Regions from separate parts of the Homo sapiens genome. Here regions 2 and 3 are each linked to region 1. A link is a loop called in an ENCODE intact Hi-C map of the cell type or tissue named here. Cell type or tissue: IMR-90. All regions are shown on one strand.

The links. A loop is a pair of places that touch in the nucleus more often than their neighbours do. Peaks named below come from ENCODE experiments on the same cell type or tissue, not always from the same donor. Only the 100,000 strongest peaks of a DNase experiment are listed, where the experiment ranks them.
Region 2: a loop joins it to region 1, with 11 times the contacts of the local background. A loop is called at or near these places in 4 of 110 quality-filtered maps.
Region 3: a loop joins it to region 1, with 9 times the contacts of the local background. A loop is called at or near these places in 3 of 110 quality-filtered maps.

Annotation. Positions count from the first base shown.
Region 1 is chr11:2,529,373-2,537,372 of GRCh38, reverse strand. All of the region lies in intron 2 of KCNQ1 (potassium voltage-gated channel subfamily Q member 1), which reads right to left. Among named protein-coding and RNA genes, the nearest start is that of KCNQ1, 88 kb to the right of the region's middle. RefSeq lists enhancers at 1,317-1,817, 4,568-4,677 and a silencer at 3,651-3,811. In IMR-90, CTCF peaks have their summits at 4,421 (motif pointing left) and 5,807 (motif pointing right); DNase peaks (open chromatin) are centred at 3,432 and 4,442; H3K27ac peaks cover 670 bases; H3K27me3 peaks cover 105 bases.
Region 2 is chr11:2,988,312-2,996,311 of GRCh38, reverse strand. It overlaps NAP1L4 (nucleosome assembly protein 1 like 4), which reads left to right and starts at 3,983. Exons shown (of 16, transcript NM_005969.4): 1 at 3,983-4,058. RefSeq lists enhancers at 3,719-4,013, 4,558-5,414. In IMR-90, no CTCF peak of the experiment used is centred here; a DNase peak (open chromatin) is centred at 3,911; H3K4me3 peaks cover 2,950 bases; H3K27ac peaks cover 2,090 bases.
Region 3 is chr11:2,821,194-2,829,193 of GRCh38, reverse strand. The region is part of intron 15 of KCNQ1 (potassium voltage-gated channel subfamily Q member 1); the gene reads right to left. Among named protein-coding and RNA genes, the nearest start is that of KCNQ1-AS1, 36 kb to the left of the region's middle. RefSeq lists an enhancer at 729-1,629. In IMR-90, no CTCF peak of the experiment used is centred here; DNase peaks (open chromatin) are centred at 2,703, 3,053 and 3,563; H3K27ac peaks cover 2,466 bases.

The sequences.
Region 1 (8,000 bases):
AATTATCCTGCTAAATAAATAGCGTGGCAAACCTTTCCTGGAAGGTCAGGTAGTAGAAATCTTAGGCCCTGTGGGCTGCATGGTCTCCATGGCAGGACTCAAATCTGCCATGGCACAAAGCAGCCAGAGGCATTAGGCCCTCAAGTATGTGGTGCTGTGTGCTAATAAAGCTTTATTTACACACACAGGGAGCCACCCTGTGGGCCATGGTTTGGAGACCCCTGGGTTGCCCTCAAATTCATATGATGAAGCCCTAATCCCCAGTACTCAGAGTAAGACCTTGTTTGGAAATGGGGTCCCTGCAGATATGATCAGTTAGGAGGGGGGTCACAGTGGAGTAGGGTAGCCTCCAATCCAGTAAGACTGGTGTCCTTACATAGAGGAGAAATTTGGCTCCAGACTCACACGCAGGGAGGATGCCCTGTGAGGTAAAGGGAGGGACTGGGGGGGATTGGGGTACTACATCTAGAAGACAGTTGCTAGCCACCCTCAGAAGCCGGGAGGGGCCTCAGAAGAACCAGCCCTGCCCACACCTGGGTCTCGGCCCTCCATCGTCCAGAGCTGTGAGAGGGCGACCTCCACGGTTTAAGCCGCCCAGCCTGGGGTCCCCCATCACGCAGCCCAGGTCGACTCTCGCGACCCACGTGGCTGGAGATAGGCCCAGCGGTCCCTCTGGCAGGCTGGGAGGGAGAGCCACGCCCTGTGTCCGGTTTTGAAGCCCAGCCTGGGAAGCCACTGCTGTGGCCCAAACCAGCTCTGTTGGGTTCCAGACCCGCCTGAGAGAGGGAGGTCCCAAGAAGCTGTAGCGGGTGGCCTCAAAATCACATGTTACCCTCCCGACCCTCAGTGTCTCGCTGGGAGGGCTCAGCATGTCTCCCCAGGTCCTCTGCCCCCACAGGCCAGGCAACTGCTGAGCCCTGCCAGCCACCCTGTGGGGCAGGGCAGCGCCAGCCTCCACTCCAACAAGGCACTCGGGGCACCCACCCCAGCCTCCCTTCCTTCCATAACTCTCGGGGGTTGAGCAATGGTGCACGAGAGACTCCTGTAAGAGCCGCAGGCAGTGCGGATGGTGTGTTTATCACCAAGTACAGGAAGCCTGGTGGGGCCGGAGTCTCTGCTGCAGCCTGGCACAGCAGGAAATTTCTAGAATCCCTTAACACCGTGGAGCCGCGGCCCAGCTGAGCGCCCCTGCTGCCCTGAGCCTGAGCTCCTGTCACAGGCAGGGAGCGGACCAGCCTTCCTTCAGCAGCCCCTGTCGCCGCGTGGCCTGTGCATGGGGCTGGGTGGCTGGGGACAGCAGCGGGTGTGCTCGGCAGAGCATGTGGCCAGTGAGGCTGGACCAAGGCTGTCCCGGGGGAACAGAACCACCGGGTCTTCATGCCATGCCCCGTGGGCCTCAGGCTCTGAGACTGTGGCTTCAGCAGCGCCCCTGCCCCCAGCTGTGCATCCCACACCCTGAAGCAGAACACTGGAGGCAGGGTGCCCATCACAAGCACTGGCTGCCTCCGGGGAGCAGCAGCGCCGGGGTTCCTCTCCTAAACAGCCCTCAAAGCAAGGCTGATCCTACGCCCAGCAAAGCGGCCTCAGAAGGGAGCATTTTGATGGATTCCCAGAGGCAGGGGGCCTGGTCCCAGGTCTTCAGGGGGTACCAGTCACCTGACCGCCCTCTCTCAGGTGCAGAGTGGGTGATAGAGATGCTTTCAGGAAGCTCTACGGCCAGCGCATGAGAGAGACGCCACAGGGCTCTGAAAGGCAGTGAGTGGGTTGCACAGGGCTCCCCAGGACCAGGAGCTCCTGGTGGATGGGGATTTCAACAGCTTCAGTGTCACTAAAGGGGAAGGCAGGAGGGACTTGTATCCGGTGGTCCTCAGTGATCAACACTGGGCTCCGGAGAGCCGGCCAAGTCACTTCTCCTGTCCCCACAGGGCAGTGGCTTCAAGTTCCGCTTGGTGGATTCTGAGCCTTTGTTCTTGGAACTCTTGCCGGGACATCAGGGGTCGACCCTGACCCGGGAGGAGCCTTGGCAGCTGAAGCTGGGTGGCAGCTGAAGTTCAGCCCACCTGGGTGTCCCCAGCTGCCCCAGACAGACACTTGGGCCTACCCTGCTCCACCTGCCCCTGGTCCACTTTCACCTTCGCTACCCTTACCCGCCCAAAGCCTGCAGGCCAGTGTCTAGCGTCCTTTCACCCTGAACAGGCTCCGAGAGCCTCTGTCTCCCTGGGGTGGGCTCCAGGCAGGTCTCAGGACAGATGAGTGAGAAGTTTCTCCTACAGGCTCATGGGGCAGTGACCTGAAGTCTGGCTGGGCAGAGCTGCAGGCCACCCCGTGCCCTGGGGGCTGTGCAGACAGAGGGCCCACATCTGTCAAGTCCTCTGGGCCTAGCTCCAGGGGCTCAGTGCAGACAGGAACCAGGGCTCCAGCCCGCACATACACAGGGCCCTGCAGTGAGGATCCCAGGGGTGCGGAATCTCAGTCCAGCTCTGCCTTTCATGAGCCCATGGGCTGCTTGCACATAGATCCTGGCACACAGTAGGTGCTTAATAAAGATTTGCTGGCTGAACAAATGCAGGCGGAAACAACCCTGCCAGGGAGAAGACGACCGCGTTCTGAAGCCTCAGAGTGGCCTGGGTGGTGGGGACCGGTCTTAGCTGGGTAGCTCCCAAGTGACAGGGACAAAAAGGCAAGTGAGCCCACAGGCCCACAGAGGGACACAACTCTTCCCAGAGCACCCTGCAGCCCTGAGGAGGGAGTGGGTACCCCCGTCCCTGGGCAACCAGTCTAGTGGGGAGTTGCCCCCGAAGCAAGTGTGCAGGACGGGGCTTCGTCAGACCCATAGGAGCTCACCAGGCAGGGCGAGGCAGGCAGGGAGGAAGACAACCCTCAGCGGGCGGCAGCTGCAGAGGGAGTCAGACCTCGGGGTGGGTGGAGGAAAATCCTGAGTCACCCACTGGTTCCCCAACCTGGGCAAAGGTGCCTTTGCTCTGCGTCTTTTCCCGGCAGCGGCAGAAATGGTGCTGCGGGAAACCGCCCCAGGCCGTGCGCAGAGCAGGCTCCTCATCAGAGCAGCTGCGGGTCCCAGGTGAAAAACACCAGGTGAGGACCTGCGGGCCTGCGGGCGCCCTGAGCAAGTGGAGGCCAGGGCGCTGAGGACAGGACCCGACCTTGTTCCACAGAGAGGGCCGCCCAGGGCCGTCACGGAGGCCCAGAGACTCCCTACAGGGTCTCACTTTGCTGCTGGGAGGGAAACTGAGGCCTTGCTCTGAGCTGGGAGGGAAACTGAGGCCTCGCTGTGTGCTGAAGGCGCAGCAGAAACCCAGGCAGTGGAGGCTGCAGCTGGCGGGAGGGGTGGGCCACCGGGCGGGGCGGAGGGAGCCTCAGCAGAGGGGAGGAAGCCGCAGCGATGACCTCATCCCCTAGGCCTCCGGGGCCGCAGCTCACGGGGTTTTTTAACCACAGGCATTGCAGGACAATTCCCTGGTATGTTCACCACCAAAGGCGCGGACTAGCCGTGTTTGTGTTGTGCTTTTGAGTGCCTCTCTCTTTGTGTGGAGTTTGACAAAAGCTGTGATCCTGGAGACAAAAGCCAGGCCCTCACCTGGGCCAGGGCAGGGTCTCTTACTGCAGAGAGCAGGGGGCCAGTTTCTAGCAGCAGCTGGCTTCGGCAAGAAACAGGAGAGCCACCCAAACCGGGAACTCCTTCCCAGGCAAGAACACGCAAAGCACACACACGTCAGACACACGTGTGCACACACACACCAGGCATATGTGTACGCATGTGCGCACGGAGCTACCCACAGGCACGCACACGTACACTGAGTGCACACATGCACACGTGTGCCACTTCCACAGACATGGGTACACAGACGTGCACATGCACGTACGTACACACGTGCACACACAGCCCCCTCTGAATTCAGAAGCCAGGTTGGGGCCCTCTTTGCAGCCCAGGAAGTGGCTCTCCTCCCTGGGAGGCCTTGAGGAAATCTCCCTGCCCAGCAGATTTCCGACGTGGTGTTCACGTGGTGTTCACGGTGCCGGCCGGACCCCAGCCGAGACCAGATTCCTCCCGAAATGGCTTTTTCAGGCCCACCGCATATCCCTGGTTCAGCAGAATGCCTAATCCCTCCGAGGCCGCGCTGGGGTTTCCTTAGCAGTGCTGAGATAACAGCTTTCTGGCACTGCAAAGCTGGGCGTACGAAAAGAAACGAGAAAACAGGGGCTCCCTGGGAACACATCGCTTTGATCCATTTTTTCCCCCAACATTTAAACATCGTGCTCTCGGAATCCCTCATGCGGGTCCTGCACCCGCCCGGCCCCTCCTGGGTTCCCCAAGGCTGTGGTTTGGGCTCCCCGCGCTCAGCACTCCTTGGCGGGTGCCAGCAGCTCCTGAGTTGCATGTAGCACGAGCGCCCTCTGGCGTCTACAGGCCTTCCCGCCGCCTGGCCCCAAGGGCTGCAAACACCTTTGCTTCTCGTACCTCCCCGAAGCGCCCCCAACCGTCCTTCCTGCAACCCTGCACAGCCTCCCTCTGCTGGAATCAAGAACCCAACAGCCGTCCTCACTCCTCCAGGCCTGAAGCCTCGGGAACCTGCTGTCAGGTGACTTCTGCCTGTGCTCTGATCCCCACAGCCCTGTGCCTGCTGTCCGCTGGAAGCTGTGAGCCCTGGGAGGGGTCCCTGCCTGCCCCGCCAGCACCAGCTTACCTCCTTCTCACTGTGCCCCTCCCACCTGAGCGCCCCCTCCTCCAAGCAAGTGGTCACTGTCTCCCCACCCAGAGCCCACGCCTCAGTCTCGGCCCTGATGTGTCTGTACATCCGCCTGTCAAGGCCAGGCCCACGGCTGCCTCACTCTCTGCTGTGTCCCCAACGTGCCCCCACCATGGCCATGACTGAGTGACAGCTGGACCCTCAAATCCCCTTGAAGGATTTGTTTCCACGCGGCCAGTGCTTCGAGAGACTGCTGGGAAGTGTGGCAAGGCGAGTGGGAGGGTGTCTCCATCACGCAGGGGCAGCTGAAGCCGGGAGCACATACCAAGCTGGGTCATCCTCGCTGGGCAACTCTGGCCTATGCATTTGATGCAGGGAGGGACATGCACGGCCAGGAAGCGCCATGCAGAGCTTGTGGGGTTAGCGCAGCCACGGGGTCCCACCCTCAGGGAGTGTGGAATGGCCTGAGGCAGACAGATGCTTGTGAGCCTCCCAGAGCCCCATGAACCCAGAACAGGGCAGGTCGGCGGGGATGGTGTGCAGGATAGTGCCAAGCAGAGGCCTGAAACCTGACAAGAGGCTGAGTGCTGACACTCCCGAGGACAGCCAGGTCCAGAGAAGAGGGCTTGCAAAGGCCCTGGGGCAGCCAGGAATGTCCAAGGCTTGGCCTGGAGTGAGTGAGCCCAGGCTGGGTGAGGTGGGGTGGGTAGTGTTACAGGTGATGGGCCTGAACGTGGCACCACCTTGGGGAATGTAGCCTAAACGTCACAGGGAGCTTCTGGAATGATCAGGTTTTTGTCTTAGAAAGTCCTCCCCAGCTGCTGTTTGCAGGGTTGCCTGGTGAGACGCAAGGTGTGGCAGGGAGGCAGCTGGCATGACAGATAAAGGGACAAGGGAGGCGGCCAGGGTCTCTCTGCCTTCCAAGCAGTGGAAAAGGCAGAGGGGACTGCAAGGGGGACTACAGCAGAAAGGGGGCTCTATGCTTGGGGCCACGGGCTGCTTCTCTGCCATGCCACCCCGGAGGAGAGGGAGCTGCAGGGCAGTGAAAGGGCCGGTTCCTGCTGACCAGGGGTTTGTGGCCACAGTTCAGCAAATAGCCACCAGGTGGCGCACAGACCCCAGGGATGCGCAGACAGTGGGCAGGGCTGCTGGGATGAGGACCATCTTGGAGGCTTCCCTGGGGGCACAGCTCAGCACTGTGTAGGGTCTGCCCTCCTGCCTGGGCAGGGCTGCATCCTAGGGAGCAACCCTACCTGGTCTGCTCCATGCCCCTGTCCCCTGCCTGGTTTAGATGCCGCATGGGGGCCTTGGGGTGCTGCTGGTGATTCTAGGGCTGCAGACGGGCACATGAAGCCCAGGGCACGTCTAATTCTCGAGCTGCAGACGGGCATGTGGAGCCCAGGGCACGTCTAATTCTCGAGCTGCAGACGGGCATGTGGAGCCCAGGGCACGTCTAATTCTCGAGCTGCAGACGGGCATGTGGAGCCCAGGGCACGTCTGAAGGTCCCTGCAGGTCCAGCCTGGGTGCAGGCTTCTCCAGGCTTCGCCCTCCCAGCTGCCTGGGAGATAACCACCTAGGAAGTGAGGACCTGAACTTGGACGCTGTGGTGCTGACAGACAGCCCTGGCTGGGCAGGAGCACCTGGGTGGGCTCACGTTAGCACCGGGGCTCCATTTAAAACCAGGCAAGTCCCAGGCCACCTGGGGGCGAGGGGCTAACCACCTAGATCCAGGTTAGTACGTGAGGGATGGGACAGGCAGGATCTCACGTCTCACACACAGCACAGGCATGAACACACGTACATACACATAGGTACACACACGCAGCGACACATAGCTATACATAAATACACACAACACAGCCATGCATAAACATACAATACATGCTCACAGGCGCACACTACAATGTGCCTATATGTGGCCACATTCACACATGTACACGCTCAGATACACATGTGCACACATGTACACACATTGAAACAGAGCCAAACATGCGTGAAAGTCCCCACGTGCTCATGTGTATGCACACTTACATAATACTCAGATACAGATGCACACTTAAGCACACAGCTCACCCATAAACACGCACATGCGTGTACACATTCCCGTGCATGTGGGCACTCACATACACACATGTACACACACCTGCAGAGGTACAAAGGGCCTCACACGGAGACTCTCCAGGGGAATGTTTGGCAGCGCGGCTCTCACAGCCTGGGAACCACTGGCATCCTTGGCCCCAGGCCCTCCAGGGACAACTACCAGGTCAGGGACCCCCCACAGACCCGCCCCATGGCAGAACCAGCAAAGGACATGCCGTGCCCACTCCTGCAGTTGAGCCAACCCTGTCAGTTGGCCGGGGCAGAACATCCTCCTGCTAGACATGGCCAGAGACTTGGCTGGGTGCTCATCTGAGAGCCAGGTCTGTGGTGGGTGAGGAGGACTTGGGGATCCTGGGCAGGTACCTTGGGGACCCCATAAAACATGAGGCCCATGCTGCCAAGGGTATTGGACATCGCCCTGTGGGGGAAGGACGGCCTCACCCCAACCAAGATGGCACCACAAGATGACACACACACCCCACTTCACAGGGCAGTGCAAAAGTCTGAACAAAGCATGAGAGTACAATGTGATAGGACATGAAACTCACACGCCAGGACCAAGGGGGTTTATTCCAGGAAGGCAAGGGGGGCCCCTCACTGACAGGAGCACCTCACAGAAGCAGGAAAGACCCCTGACCAGAATCCACATGGTCACCGTAAAACCACGCCAGGCATCGGACCTGAAGGACCCTTCCTGAGCACGGGAGGTGCGCACCCCCCGCCTGGCAGCCGGCCCGCCCACAGAAGCCAGGAGGGCCCCGCTGGCCGCAGGTACCACCCCCAGCTCTGGACAGACCCAAGCAGCAATCTGCCCTCCTGGAAGGCATCCCTTATCTGGAAACGCAAAAGATGCAAAGGACAGAGGGAAAAACTTCTACGACCACAGTCACGAGAAGTAGCAGGACCACAGGCTGTAGCAGAAATTAACAGCTTTCGCAGACGCCAGGAAAGTGCCTGGAAAACATGATAGACTAGAAACTCCCTATGTGATGGCAACAATAACAACTTATTCTCTCAATATTATTATGATGAGGAATAGACTTAAACTGCCTGCAATCTACATAATGAAACCATAAAATGCTGCCCATAAACACACACACCATGCTCCTGGAGACCACCGAGATGTCAGTCTCCCCCAGTTTATTCACCCGCGGCCTTCGAGTTTCTTCCCGGGGCTGGATAAGGTGATGGCA
Region 2 (8,000 bases), 460 kb before region 1:
TCCAGATTGCCAGGGGCACGCCTGGTCCCCACAGCTGGTGAAGGCCTGGCTCCACCTGGACTGCAGTAGGGCCAGGCTGTGGCCCCTGTTTCACGCCCCCCAATTCAGAGTGATTCTGGGCCGCTTTTCTGCCTGGAGTTTCCCCGTTCTGAGGGCCCACTGCCCGGTGCGCCTTCTCTCTGCCCTTCCCTGACTTCCTCCAGTCTCCCCAGGCTGGGTCCGAGGGCCTGCAGTGACAATAGGCTGGCTGGGCCCAGGCCATTGGCTTGGCCCCCAAGAGGACCCCAGCACCTCCCTACCCTGCAATCTCTTGCTGTCAGGCTGCAGCAGATCCTTCTGGAACAACGTGGGGTGGACACTTTTCTTGTATAATATTAGTTTGCCTGTGGAAAGTGTTTCTTTTCTGTACATGAAAGCTCTGTTCAGCTGTAAGAGCCAGATTTACATCTTCCTGTTTTTCCCCAAAGAGCAATCTTTGGTGTCTTTACTATAAAAACGTCATGTATTCATTATTTAAAAATAAATAATACGGAAAACTTCCAATATAAAGTAGAAACTGAAAGACCCCGTGCCCTACCTCTCAAATCCCTACAACATTTGGGGTACAGTCTTCCAGATGCCTTCTTTCTGAGGCCGGGAAGCTTGCAAAGGCACTCCCTGTCTGCGCACCCCTCTTGTGTGGAGTACGCCATGGGTGTTTTCTGTTCTCCATATACCAGGAGAAACCAGCCACCTCTCTTGGATGTCTCCAGGGCCCCACTTTGTTAATGCCCCACAGGCTGAGCCCCCAGCCTACTGAGGGGGCTTTGGGCATTTCTGAGGCCTCGGCTCCAGCTCTTGGCGGCTGCGAGGTCTTTTGAGGAGTAGCGCCCCCACCACAGGTGAAGGGCATGGCCGCCCCCTCCAGGGCCAGAGCCACTTAGCTGGGGGCGTTAGAGGGGTTTCTCTGTTTTCTCCTCTGTTGAATGGGGCAGTGATTGCTGCCTCTACTTCCAGGCCAAGGTGTAGCCATTGTCAGTAGCGCCCAGGTAAGGGCACAGCTCGCCAAGTGCCAGGCACTTTTCCGGGTGCTGGCAATGTGAAGAAGAAACACGTGGTGTCTGTCCGGGACTGTCTCCCGGAGCCTCAGTGAGGACAAGGCAGCCAAGAGCAGAACTACAGGCAAGGTAGCCTCTGGAGGGGACTCTTGATCTCCAGGTTGGAGGAGGCTGAGGCAGCAGAGGGGTTGTAGACAGGTGGGCTCATGCCTGAGGCCTGGCAGAGGCAGCGCTGGGAAAACAGGAATGAAACTCACCAAGCGCCAGCTACCCTGGGAGTCCTGATCCCAGTGGCCCTCAGCTCTGGCTGCATGTCAGTGTCATCTGGGGACTTCTTTGTTTTGACACAGGGTCTTGGTCTTGCTCTGTCACCCAGGCTGGAGTGCAGTGGCATGATCACAGCTCACTGCAGCCTCTAAATCCCAGGCACAAGTGATCCTCCCACCTCAGCCTCTCAAGCAGCTGGGACTATAGATGCACCACCATGCCTAGCTAATTTTTAGATATTTGGTAGAGATGGGATCTCATCATGTTGCCCAGGCTGGTCTCGAACTCTTGGGCTCAAGCAATCTGCCCACTCGACCTCATTACCTAATTGCATCTGTGAAGACTCTATTTCCAAATGAGAATCTTCCAAGGAGAGAAACCACCAACCACCAAGAGAAAAACACCACCACCACAATCATTCCAGTTCCAGCAGATCTCCCAGGGAGCAGGTCCAGCTGCCCCCAGCCCCAAGGCCCAGCTCCCTCAGAGGATCCACCCACCCGGATGCCACCCCCACCAACCCCAACATCCAGGAGCAGGGGGATCCCATTACTGCAAATGGTCTTGAGACTTTATTAGATGGGAGGAAGGACCCTCCAAACTTCAAATGCCCAGGTTCTTGTGTCATTTCTATCATTGTTTATGCTTCCGCAAAGCATAAAGCATGACCTTTGTAGAAAAGTCTGAAAGTCTAAATAAGTAAAATAGGAATTGAGAGCACACACACCCTCTCCTAAAACACAGATGGCCAGACAGGACTGAGCACGCTGTGTGGGTCAGGCCTCAGCCATGCACCGGTCACCTCTGAGGGGTTTTTATGTTTTTTGTTTTAATTAGTTTTTTTTTTATTTTTTATTTTTTGAGATGGAGTCTCGCTCTGTCGCCCAGGCTGGAGTGCAGTGGTGCGATCTCGGCTCACACTGTAAGCTCCGCCTCCCGGGTTCACGCCATTCTCCTGCCTCAGCCTCCCGAGTAGCTGGGACTAGGGCGTCCGCCACAATGCACGGCTAATTTTTTTGTATTTTTAGTAGAGACGGGGTTTCACCGTGTTAGCCAGGATGGTCTCGATCTCCTGACATCGTGATCGGCCCACCTCGGCCTCCCAAAGTGCTGGGATTACAGGCTTGAGCCACCGCGCCCGGCCTTTTTTTTGTCTTTTTGAGACAATGTCCCCCTCTGGTTACCCAGGCTGGAGTGCAGTGGCCCAATCTCTGCTCACTGCAGCCTTGACCTCACGGGCTCAGGTAATTCTCCCACCTCAGCCTCCCAAGTAGCTGGTATTACAGGCCTGAGCCACCACGCCTGGGTAATTTTTTGTTGTTGTTGTTTTTGGAGCAGGGGAAGGGTGCTCTATGTTGCCCAGGCTGGACTTGTTGCCTCTGCCTCCCAGAGTGCTGGGTTTACAGGCCTGAGCCACGGCGCTCCGCATTAATTTCTTTTTAGAGATGAGGTTTCACTATGTTGCCCAGGCTGGACTTGAATTTCTGGGCTCAAGGAATCCTCCTGCCTCAGCCTCCCAGCTTACCTCTGAGGTTTATAACCGACGCTATGTTCTTAATCCCTCAACCAGGAGCCTTTAAATGGTTTCAAATTTTCCCCATTACAGGAATAACTTGCTAATAATAATAATAATTAGCAATTGTTTCAAAAGTAACGTCATCCCAAAAGAGAACGTTTCTGAAAAAAATGCACATTAGACTTGAAGACCCCCAATGGCACGGTTGAACATGGAAATGAACCAGCCTCAAAAGTCCCAGCGTAGGGGTTATTTTCCAATCAAATTGGATGCCTTTCTACAAAATGTGATGTGCACAGGCTGGGGCTGGTACCTTCACCCCAGCCCAGAGGGCACCATGAGAGGGAGAACAGGGCGGGCGAAACAGGCCAGCTCCTCCCCAGCCCTCTGCCCTGCTCTGCTTCAGGGGGCTGATCTGAGGGCCCAGTGCGCACTGCTTTTCCTCCTTGTCCGACAGGGTCTCCCGCAGGCCAGAACTAGGCTGCTGGGACACTGCGGGGCTCAGGGCGTGGGGGAAGAGATGCAGGCAGTGGCTAGTCCCGTCCTGTCCGCGGAGGTGACCCAGCCCCGACCTCTTCGCAGAGGAAGTGTTCTCCAACCTGGGACCTGGGGGATGAGCGGGGGTTAGGCTTACGTCCCAACCACTAACGGGGCTGGTTGAAAACGGCTCCCAGGCGGAGGGGCCCTCCGCGATGTTCTCAAGGAGTAGCGCGAGGGGACGACATGGGAGGTGGGGTTCTCACATCAGCGGGCGCACGGAGTGCTGGAGGCACCGACCCGCCGCGGACGGGATTGAACTAGGGAACTGGGAGGGCGCAGGAGATAAAGACGGCTGGGGCCGGGGCCCACGGAGAGGGGTGGTGCCCAGTGTCCCGCGAGGATGTGGTGCCACCCGGGGAAGGTCCCGGGAGCGGGGACCCGGGACCCCCCGGAACCACACACGCGGTCTCCACCTTGCCCCGCCCCATTTAAAGAGGCGGAGGAACGCAGGGCGCGCGCCGCGCGGAGGAATATTTGCATATGGCGCGGCGTTTCTTCGGAGGCTTGTGATTGGTTGCTGACTGCGGCGCGAAGCGCAGTTGACTTGCGCCGCGCTCGGCGAATCGCAGCCTGTCTTGCTCGCGGAGAGAGGAGCTAGGAGCCTCGGCCAATGGGAGCCGGCGTTGTTGGAGGCCACGGCGGCGCAGCCCCAAAGCGAGCGAAGCTAGGGTCGCCGCCACTGCCGCAGGAGGCGTGAGGTGCGGAGACACGGGTGCTGGGCCGGTAACGGCGCGCTGGGGAGGGCGGCCGGGCCCGGACGGGCGGGTGGGGCCGCGGGTCCGGCGCGGGCGCGGCGGCGGCCATCTCTGGAAGCCTCGGGGCGGTGGGGCAGGGGCGGGGCCGCGTTCTGGTCGGGGCAGGCAGCGGCGGCCGCGGCGGGGCCTGGGGCTTGGGGCCTGGAGCCCGGGCCTGGGGCGCTGGCGGGAGGCCCCTCCCAACTCCCGGCGCGCCTCGCCCGGCTGCCCGCCTCACTGAAGGTCAAGGCGCTTTGTTCTGCGCCGCGGGCGGCCTCCTGGGCGGCGGCCCCTTGGAGGAGGCGAAGACGGCGAGAGGCGGCGGCCGCTCAAATCTCCCGCTAGCCCAGCCCGCCCCGCGTGCGGGGGCTGTGGCGGTTACACGGCCGGGCGCGCCGGAGCGTTCAGGCTTCCCGTTTTTAAGGTGGAGACGTCCAGGACTTCTTTATTAGATGTTTAGGAATTTGAGTTTTTCCGTAGGGCGGTTGTCATCGTGAGCCTCTGTGGGGTCAGGCTGGGCTAACTGGGGTTTTGATGTCAGTTTGGTGTGGCCGAGGGCATGTCTGACGGGGAAGAAAGTCCTTGGCGTTGCTTCTTAGCTGTTGGGAGCTGTGCGGTGGGAGCGAGCTGGGCGGCGTGCGCTCCCCGAGGACTGGCCTGAGTGGCCTTAGACTAGTTACTCACGGGACTTGGTTTCCCAGCCAAGGTGGGCAGCAAGTCTGTTTACTATTTAAAACCGTCTTTCACAAGGGAAAAGCAAAATCTCCAAAAAAAAAAATTGTACATGTTATGGATGGGAAAGTGCCATGCTTTTCTTTCAGTTCAGAGATGGTGGAAGAGGTCACATTTGTATTTTTTGACCTGACCAGAGTCTTTGTTGTTTTCAATTTTCCCCTTCTGAATGCTTTCCGTTCACCCCAGCGAAGGATGGCCTGGTCATGATAAGACTTTCCACCGTCCACAGTTCTCTAAGTCTGATTGCGGGGCAGGAGGCAGACATGTTTAGGGTCCAGTAAAGGGGACTCCAGCCTTGGGACCTTTAGACCCTAACGTGTGTGTCACATCACCTGCCTGGGTGACTGTGCGCTCCTCTGGCAGGAAGGTCCGCCATTTCATTATGTTCTCGGAGGAATCGTCGGGGCACATTCGTCTGTGCTTTGGTTCGCATCCCCCAGTCTGCATTACTTTTTCCTGTAGTAACCCGTGCCTTATCCTCCTGCATTAGGTTTACGGGGTGAAAATAGACTTTTAAAAATTCTCTTACCTTAGAAATATACAAATATGTAGATTAGGTTGTTGGACCTTAAAGGTAAGTCTTTCTAAGTTACTACCTTCCTGTAATAGTAACTATACCTCTAAATGACTAATACCTGCACTGCGCACCAGGGACTCTTTCAGCCTGTTTGCGTGTGTTAACTCATTTCATAATCTAATAACCTGAGATAGATGCTATTGTTTTTCCATTTAACTACTCTGGAAGCTGAGGCCCTGGGAGGTTAGGTATAATGACTTGTCCGAGGTGACAAAGCTTAAAGACCCAGGCAGTTTTAACTGTACCCAGGGTTACTGCTTCTGTAGAGGGAATGAAAGAAGTTTTAATGAGAAATTGTTTTCATCATTGTGCTAAGCTTAACTGAACTCTAGCTTACGAGGTTTTGAGCTGGTTGATCATTTCCATCTCAAAATTCTCTTATTCCACAGAATGCCAAATGCCTCCTATAGTAGAATTTTGAGATTCAGACTGGGATGAGCAATTGCTAATGGAATAAATAATATGCAAATGTAAAATGAAGTTCAGAGAAAGCAACGTGGTGATAGAATGGGAAAGTAATCCAAAGATAAAATGAGTGACTACAGAGAGAGAGAAAATTAGTTATTTAGTAGTAGTTCACAAGTTTACTTAGAGATATTTTTACTAGAATTTCAGGGCCTTATGATGTGATTTTTATGAACCATTTTAACACGTTACTGCCGTCTTAAATAGCTGTTATTACATATCCAATTGCAGTCTTTTTTTTTTCCTGGTTGAGCAGTGTTAGCTTCAGAATGTCTGCAGTTATTTGTGCCTATATGTCATATAGGCACATATAACACTTTTGTGAATTTTGTTGTGTAAGCTTTAAATCCGGTACTGTTTTTCAAAATGAATATGGAGTAGTCATTGGAGAAATTGGTTGAATTCTTTGCAGTAGCAAATAAATTTTAATCATTTTTAAGTTTGATAACTTTGGTAAACTGAATTCTGAAAAGTTTACACATGTTTTAGGATGTCCTCAAAATGTACAGGGCATTGTGTTTTGCAAATTAGCCATTTAGCCATCAGATTCTTCTGTAGAATTTTGATCTTTTTGCCCATATGAGAGGTAGTTCTTATTTGTATGGAGGTTAAGTACCTGCGGATGGGATGTGTTCATCACCACTTTACAGTATGAATTTGAATTTGAAACTGAAATGAAAACTTCCTAACCTGTCAGAGTTTTTAGTAGCCTCTTGTTATTGACCGCATGTTAATTCCCTTTGTTAGCTATTCGCAGCTAAGTGTGGGGACTGAAATCTTTATTTTGTTTTCCTTCTTTTGAGCAGTTGATAGTCTCTAGCATCAGGAGGAGGTGACCTCAAATATGTATGTATATATAGTAGTGCTTTTCTTCCTTCCCTTTAGTTGTCTGCAGTTTAAAAATTATTGTGATAAGTTTATGTTGTACTTCCAAAAATGTTGCCAAAGAGCCTATATTTTTCAGTTTGTTTTGGAAGAAAAATACTTTGTGGGCAAGAAGGTGATTTAAATTCCTGACGGCCTAAGAGGCGTCAGCTGTGTGAAATAGGCGAGTGCTGTTACTGCTTGAAACCATGATGGTTTATATTTGAATAAGACAGCAGAGATGAGCTTGTTGGGAGTTTGGCCTGAGATTGCTAGCTAAGGAATGCTTGCTTTTTTGCTTAAAGGGAAAAGTGTTTTAGGCTTCCAGAGTAGAAATCTGATATTACTTCGTTTGATTCTTCGACCACTATGGTGATAGGAAGTAGCTGATCTCTGCAGGAAACTGCTGTTACCTGGCCTCAGCTGAATTTTTGTGGGACCTCCTGAGGTAAGCAAATTTATGCCTCCCGAAACTATAGTTGTAAGGTTTGTCTTTGAGCATATAGTAATGGAAAACCCTTATCAGTAGGTAGATAGTAAATAATTTTGTATTTGGCTGCTAATGAAATTTTTAAGAAATAGTTTGTGGTGATATAAATTAGTTTTCATCTGGCAGTCATTGGTTTTCCACCCTGCCCTCTTAAGAGAGAACAGGGTTGCTTTACTTTGTTTGCCAGAGCTTTACATTTTGCATTTAGTAACAGAGGCATTGTGTTTTTATAGTATGAAAACAACGAAAGATCACTTTGTGATCTTTACTTTTTGATTTTGACCACTTCCTGTGTAACCTTAAGTTTCTTACAAGTATCCCCTGTTAACTGTTAAAAACGAAATGTATGTTCATTTCATGTCCTTGGGACTTTTAAAAATGCGCTGTGCATTATCTGGAAAAGCCTGTTCAAAAACAAGATGAGATAATTTCTGTTTAATTTGTGGTAGAAAGAATGACTGTGCACTTTTATGTGCAAAGGTTTTAAGTATAATAATTAAAATAGTACTTGTTTACTCAGTTACCGAAAAGTAGCTTTCAGTGATTTGCATCTGTTTACTTATTCATGAGCATCTTCTATGTACTGGGCACAGTTCTAGGTACTGGGGCCTCCCGCAGAATAAAACAGAAGTCTTTGTCCTTGTTTCTGCTATGGGAGACAGACGAACAAGTTCAATGGTGGCAGGTGCTTTTGAAAAACAGTGCAGAGGAGTAGGGACTTTGGTGGTTGCAATATGAAATAGGTAGAGAGGGAAGTGCCTTATTGACAAGATGA
Region 3 (8,000 bases), 290 kb before region 1:
GTTGGAGTCTCCCTGGTTCTTGAATTGTGTTTCTCTTTCTTTGTTTTTTCCTCTCATTTTGCTAGAGCACGTCCTCAAGTAACTTTCTGAGAAAAGGCATGTGGTAGATACAATTTTTGACTGTGCATGTTTGGAAATGTCTTTATTCTATTCTCATACCTGAGAGTTTGACTAGGTATAGAATTCTGGATGGGAAATCATTTTTTCCCTCAGATGTTTGAAGGCATTTCTCTACTATGTGCTAGCTTTCTGAATTGCTGTTAAGAAATTGGATACCGTTTTGATTTTCTATTCTCTTGTGTGTGACTTACTTTTTCTCTCTGGAAATGTGGAGTGTCTGCTTTATTGCTGGTGTTCTGAAAACAATGGTGTGCCCCACCGGGCATTCTGGGAGTTGATGAGGGAAGTGGGGGAGGAGGTCTTCCTTTTTAGCTTGAATGCATTTACTGAATCCCTGTTGTTTTCATCACGAGAGCTCCTGCCCCACCCACAACTGCTCCTGGTGGCTCCAAGTTCAGAACCTCTCAGGCTCAGCTTTTCTGGAGACTCAACCTGTCTCTAGCTGAGCTTGAGAATCAGTAGCATCTGGCTTCATGGGCTGGGGTGAGACCTGCCTGTCAGGGTCCTGGGTTGGGAACTGCCTCATTCTTGGTGGCTCTTCTTCCTGCAGGGCTTGGTGTCTACCCTCTCCAGTCTCCTAGGCCAGTCTCCATCTGTCCTCCTGCTTCCCAGCTTCCAAACCTTTGTCAACATATTTTTGGTCTCCTCTTTTCTCCTGACCACTTTACCCTAGTTGATTTACATGTTTCCATGTTTTTCATGCCTTTACTGTCACCTTAGTGGGATTCAAAGAAGCTGAAATAGACATGTGTTTACCCATCACGTTTAACCAGTGCTTTCAGCTCTGGCACCTGCTGCTCCGGTCACCAAACCTTCCAGCAGCCCCCTGACGACACCATCTCCTGTCCTGACTTCTCAGAGTTTTCTTCTTGGGTGCTAGTCCCTGCCTGCTGAGGTCCTCCAGCTCCCAGGAGCCATGTTCCCATGGGTGCCTTTCTGCACGTGGCTGCCTCCTCTGAGTCCCGGCTGTGGCCCCTTCCCTGCTGGCTCCTGTGTGGTGCTGCCAGCCTTTGTCCTGCCCTCGCCCCTTTGCAGGTAGTGTTCCCTCTGTTGCTGGCCTCCCCACATTCGAGCTTTCAAGACCTCTATGTGCCCGGTGGTGCCTGGCTTGGACTCAGGGCCAACACCACCATAGGGTTCCCGGCCCCTGACCTCACCACTTCCATGTCTCAGAGGCATCTTGAATTCGACACACCCCAAACAAAGCTCTCGCTGCCTTCTGCCCGCCCCTTCCTCTTCATTCCGGAAAACAGTACCACCACATACCTGCTACTTACACCCTGGCCTGAGCCGCTGAAGTGTACCCCCATTTCCTCCCTCAAGCGCCCAACTCCTATCTGAGTCCTTCTGGTCTGGCCTCCAAGCCACATGTGGAATTTTCCCTCTGGCAAAACAGCCACTTGTCTCCATAGCCGCTCTCCCCCGCCCCCCCGACCCCACTTTTTTTTTTTAATCAACAGAACCCTGAATTAAGCTGAGTGTTTGCCTGCCTGGAATAGAGACTCCGTCCCCAGGGGCCCTTGCAGCGACTCAGGCGTGCGTCACATTCCGGCGGGTGGACAGAAAGGGGGATGACGTGGGCCGCTTCTGTGTAGGGTTTTACAGGAGTGGGGCCTGTCCTTCATGTCTTTTACCTCCCTCCTGCTGCTGGAATGCAGATGTGATGGTGAATGCAGGAGCAGCCGCTGGGGACCATAGGACAGAAGCACTGGATTGTGGACAGGAAAGCAAGCAGAGAGAGGAGGTCTGGGGCCAGGCTGATTCACCAGGCACACATCAGCCCTGAAGCTTCTGCTACTCTGGGACCCTGCGGGTGGCAAAGTTCTCTCTTATTTGGGCTGTCCCCAGGGTCACTGTCTCAGCAGCAGCTGAACCAAGAACCTCCCCTTCTCCCACCTGCCCTGACTCTGGTCCCTTATCTCCTACCTGGGGGACAGCAACACGAGGTGACTGTGCCTGGCCTCCTCTCTGCAGCCCAGCCTGTTCCCCTCCCGGCTCTGTGACATCTAAGCACATCACCTCTGAGCTTCAGGCTGAAGCCCTCCTGTGGCTTGTGAGTGACTGAAAATGACTCCAAACTCCTTAGAGGACTGCTCCGATGTCACCTCCTTGGAGATGTCCCCTTCCCCACCTACTCCACGGCTCATGGGCCACCTGCCTGGCTTTCTTCCTCCCTGTCCTTGTCACTCCAGGACCAGACACCCCACACCCAGTGGTTTACAGGCTGCTGGCCTGTGTGTCTCTCTGGCTGTGAGCATATGGGGAAGTGGTTAGTGTGTCTCCCCAGCACCCAGCATGGCTCCAAGCACATAGTGGGATTCTGAGTGGAGGCAGGGCAGGGGCCCCAAGACGAGGGGTGCCCAGGGGAGCCCCGTGCCTCTCTGGCCCTCTGCACCCCTCTCTGTTCTCCCTCTGGGAGCACAGTGGTGGGCTGGGTGTGCTGGGCCAGCCCTCTTGTGCCACAGCCAATCCAGGGCATTTCTACCCTGTGGGTGCCCAGCTGCAGGTCTGCTGGGGAGGCCTTCGGGGAAGCAGCAGCAGGAGGGGGCGGGGGAAAGTGCTCCCACACCGGCCTGGCGCACCCAACGCCGGGTCTGCCTGAGTTTCCGTGACTGTCTGCGCGGAACCGCACGGCGGTTTCCATCAGCGCTGCCAAGAGGCGGCTGCTGGGCCTGGCCGCGGGTTCTGACCCCCAGCTGGCCTGGTTACTGCCAGGAGACCCTGGGAAGCTGGGGAATACTGGAGCCCGAAGGGTTAACCTGCCCTCCCCGCCCCCAACCCCGGCTCAATTTCTTCATTTTTCAAAGGCCGGGCCCTCTTTCCTTCCAAGTCACAGCTGACGTGAAATGTAGCCTTAAAATGCAGCTGACATGAAAAACAATAGCACTCCCTCGGAGAGGTTCTGCTGCGGGCTGGACAGCCCCCGCCCCCCAATAATTACTCAAGACATTGGCATGAGCCAGGCCTGGTTAGGTAACAGGCTGCTTGCTGTGGAGGCTTATAACTCACAGGCAGTTACACATAATCTCTGCAGACAACAAAATCGTTTCCAGGATGGCGGGGAGGACGAGGCCTCGGGGAGAGGGTACTGGGGCAGGAGGGGCTGAGACCATGCCAATGGGGACAGGATCTGAGGAAGGGGCTCCGGGTGGCCCTGGGGAGCCAGCTTGTCAATGTGGGGAGGTGGTAAAGTGTCTGTGGAAAGGGGTTGCCCTGCCTCTCTCTTTACTCCAAACTCCACCCTTGCCCCAGTCCCTGGCGTGGAGGCCGCGCTGGTCCAGTCCGTTACTGAGCAAAGTACCCGGAGACTCATTCATACTGAAGTGTGAATGACTGACTGCTTTGGGAGAGCTGCCCCCGCGCAGCTCCGCGAAGGATAATTAATTGTCTGTTTATTGTTCATGGCCCCACTGTACTGACTTCCTCATGGGCAGGTCCACATACTTTCCCCTGTGTTCCCAGAGTCTAGTACATAGCAGACATTCAGAAAATATTTGTTGAAGACGACGACATCTAACCCAAAGAAGGAAGCGTCCAGGGTGTGATTCCAGGCACATGGGCGGGGCCCCTGGCAGCAAGGGCTGGACGACTGGAGGGACACTGGCCAGTAGAGGGCTGGGGCGCCCCTACCCCCCCGCGTGGTGCTTGCTCTTCCAGCACCCGGGGCCCCTGGCACCTTCCCACAGGAAACGCCCATTTCCCTGGAAGGACACTGAGCTGAGCAGGCTGAGGGCTCGGAAGGTCTGGGCTGCGGGCCTCCCTTGGCCTCCCATTGGTCTGGGTCTGCACCCTGGCGGCCTGGCTGCAGAGCCCACCCTGCCAGGAACTGGCTTCCTGGGCTATGAAGGCACACGCCCGACAGCAGGGTCGGGGAAGCCGGGCCCCAGCCCCAGTCCCGCCGCAGGGAAACGGCACCTCCCATGTTCTCTGGACTCTCTTTCCACCGTGACCCTGTCTCTGCGCATGGGACAGCCGTGTCCAGGCTGAGGCCCAGCACACTGCGCCTCCTGCACCAGCCACATGTGCAGACCAATGTCTGAGCTCGGAGCTGGCCCACAATCCCTGGCCCAGGCCCCATCGTACAGCTTCCATCCACACCCGGCCTCCCCTGTCCAAACGCCCCTGTCCTTGCCCAGTCACTGAGGCCCCAGAACTCACTGGGAACCTGCTCTGTGCCCGGCAGGGGAACTCGTGTCCCTGATCAGTGTACCCTCCGGTGCCAGGGGCAGGATGGATGCGGCACGGCACTGAGACAGGCCAAGTACAGAATTCTATGGCTCTGTGGTGTGGAACCCAGGGGACGTTCCTTCCTCAAAGCTGTCCCGGGGGCCTCTAGGATGCCCAAGCTCCTGACTGTCTTCTTCCCGCCACCCCCAGCTGCTTCCTGTACTGCAAGGCCCTGTTCACCCCTTGAGTGGCCCCATTCTCACTCTCTCCTCTCCCTGCAATCTCTTGCCAGGCAACCTCATCCACACCCCTTCTTCAGGTACCACCTCCATGTTGCAGCCTCTGTTTTCAGCTCCAATCTCCCTGCTGAGCCTTGCAGCCTAAACTGCCGGGCAAACACCTCCACGTGGACACCTCAGAACCTTTCAGGCCCTGCGTGTCCTCCTCCCTGCTCCTGTCTGGATGAATCGTTTCAGCCTCCAACATATGGCCAAGCCAGAACCTGGGGGTCTTTCCTGAAGACTCCCCTCCTTCACCACCATATCCAGCTCGTCCCCAAGTCTGGGGATTGTGTCTCCAAATCCCCTCTCGTATCTGTCTTCTTTCCACCCCTGGGCCTAGCCTCCCTCCTCCCAGGGCCTCTGCGTAGCCTCCTCACCCACCTCCCCTCTACTCTGGCCCCTCCATGGACAGCCTCACACTTCAGCCAGGGGGTGGCTCTTGCTGGAAGAGTTAGTTATCCATGTGCATGCATGTGTCTGGGTGTGTTTGTGTGAATGTGTGTGTCGAATATGGGTGTGTGTGACGGTGTGTGTCAAGGTGTTTGTGCTGTGGAAAGGGCAGGCCTGCTATATGATGGATAAGCACAAGCCTCCAGGCCTTAGTGTGCATGCCCAGCTCCACTCCCGGGAAGCCCATCACTGGTCCTCTTATCAGCTTTTGGTGACATGCTGGCCACATGGTTTCTCGACTTGTCAATCTTAGCTACTAGAATCTTCCTTGTATGAAGGTGAGGCTTAAGCTCTCACCCCACCCTCGGCTTTGTCCACCCTCTAACTGTCCAGCACAGCTTCCCCATTGTTTTGATGAAATCTATGCCCACTGCCTGGGTCCCCCACAGAGCCAGGGGGTATACTGTGCTCACATTTCCTTTCTGGGTTCTCCTGCTTCTCTGCTCTCTTCTCTAACAACACCTCCCTCAGGGAGATCCTCCGCTGTTTTGGAAGCTCCGTTGCAGATTTTCTTCCCAGTCCCACCTATTTTCTCTTCCTGGGTGGCCTCTTCAGGAGTATCCTGTCCTCTGCTCCTGCCTGGGCTGCCTGGGCTGGAGGCCTGTAGCCCTGAGCCAGCTGCTGGGCTTGGACCTCCCTGTTCTGTCTGTGTAGGGTCTTCTGCCTCCTTGTTGTTGGTGCCTTCCTTTTCCCTGGTTTCCTCCCACGTTTTGCTGGAGTGCATTCTCCAGAACCTTCTAAGAAAAGGGATAGAAAGCAAATTCTATACTTTTTTCCTGCAGTGACTTGGAAAAATTTTATAAGTTCTTGAGTATCTGAAAATGTCTTTACTGTATCCTCACCCTTGATAGATACTTTGGCTAGGTATAGAATTTTATTTTCCTTCACAATTTTGAAGGCATCTCTCTTCATAAATTTTCTCTACCAAAGACTGATCTGTTCAGAGGCCCATGTTTGGAAAATCACCTGTTACTTCTTTGAGAAGATTCTAGAATGTTGTCTTTATCTCTGCTGTTCCTGAAGGGCATGATGACACAGTGGCTGCTCTTTTCTGCTAGAGGTTCTCAGTGGGCCCTTTCTTTAGTCTCTATTTCCTCTCATCTCCCTTTCTGGAACTTCCAATAGCAGGATATTGGATGTCCTTGGATTGAGTCTGCATGTTTCTTGGGTGTTCTGATTTTCTGTCTTTCAGTCTTCATTCCACTTTCAGGGAGATTTACTTCCATCTTTTACTGATTTTTTTTTTTTTAATTCAGCAGCATAATTGACATTTCCAAGCACTCTTTCTGCTTCTCTAATTGTTTCTTTTTCACAATGTCCTACTCTGGCCTATGCCACCGTTCTGAATTTCAGATCTTACAATGGTGAGATTTGTTCATTGCTCCCTTGCCTCACATCCTTTGGGGCTCCCCCTGTTCTGAGCTGAGCCCCTGCCAAGGACTCCACCTTCCCTCCCTAACTTTCTCCTTTGGCCCGTGTTCAGCCCTCTCCATCCTCTCAGACCCACAGACCAGGCCTATTCCTTCCTGCCTTGGGGCCTTGGCCCATGACTATCCCACCTCTCCACTTAGTTAAGCTAATTTCCACCCATCCTTTGGGGTTCGGCTCACAGGGAGCTTCCTTGGGACACCTCTGCTAATACCCTAGGTAGGCTCACAACTTATTATGTAGCCTTTAGCTCTCTTTACGCACTTAGCACAGTTCTAACTAAACACTTGCATTCTGCCATAATGGCCTAATATCTGTCCCCATTTCCCCACCTCCACCTCCTAGAGGGACATCCCTAGGAGGGTAGGGTCCAGTCCATCTTATCCACACTATACCCCAGGGCCTGGCGCTGTGCTGGTGCTTGTGTCAGCATCCTGCACTGTGGTGCCATGTTACCACAAGCATAGCGCAACACGTGTGTGACATCTTGCAGCACTGGAGGTCAGGAGTCTCACCGGGCTAACAAGGTGTCAGCAGGGCTGATACCTGCTGGAGGCTCTAGGGCTGATTCATTCCTCACCTTCTCCGGTTTTCTAGAAGCTGCCTGCGTTCCTGGGCTGTGGCCCCTCCTCCGTCTTCAAAGCCAGCAGCACAGCACCTTCAGCCTCTCTGAGCTCTGCTTCCATCCCCCTGTCTTCTCCGCTGACTGACCCTCCTGCCTCCCTCTTAGAAGGACCCTTGTGATCACATTCGGGGCCCCTGGATAACCCAGGATCATCTCCCCATCTCTGGATCCTTCACTTAGTCACCCTGCAAAGTCCACTCTGCCATGAAGGGACAGGGATAGAATGAGGACATCACTGGGGCCATGACACGACTACAGAGCTCACACACACTTGCTGGGGTGGGGGTGTGCAGAGCAGGGATGTGGCTGCAGAGGAGGGCAACAGGAGTGGCTTGGAAGATGCACCCTTTAAGGAACCCCTATAGGACCAGTACATAGCAGCCAGGAAAAGGTGGGGAGATGTCATGGGCACAGGGAACAAGGTGAGCAGAGGGCAGGACCTCAAATGGCTGGGAGGGTTTCCAGCAGAAGGGCAGCACGCAAGGCCCATCCCAAAGGCCTTGGAAGCCACTGTGAACAGTCCAGAATTACCACGTGGGGAAGGGGACACCATGGGTAACTGTGTGGGGTCAGTGGGGCTCTGCCCTCATGAGGCTTTTTACCAGCCACTTCCCAATGGCCTCCCACTCCATCTGAGCCCATCCATCTGGCCCTCATGGGTCCCCAGACTCCCTCAGCCAGAGCAATGATTCAGGACACACAATGGCCCTGTGGCTCCACTTGAAACTTCTCGAGAAAGTGTGTGTGGCTGGCGTGACCCCATGGGCACCATTCTCACCATATTCCCCAACCCTTGCCAGGCCCACGGCCACCTTCCCATCCTCTCGCTTGCAGTGCTCCTGCCCCACGCGGGGCCTCTGCACCTGGAGTCACACAGCTGAGAGGCGAGGAAACGGGACTCGCACAGAGCACCAGGCTTCGGTGTCCGC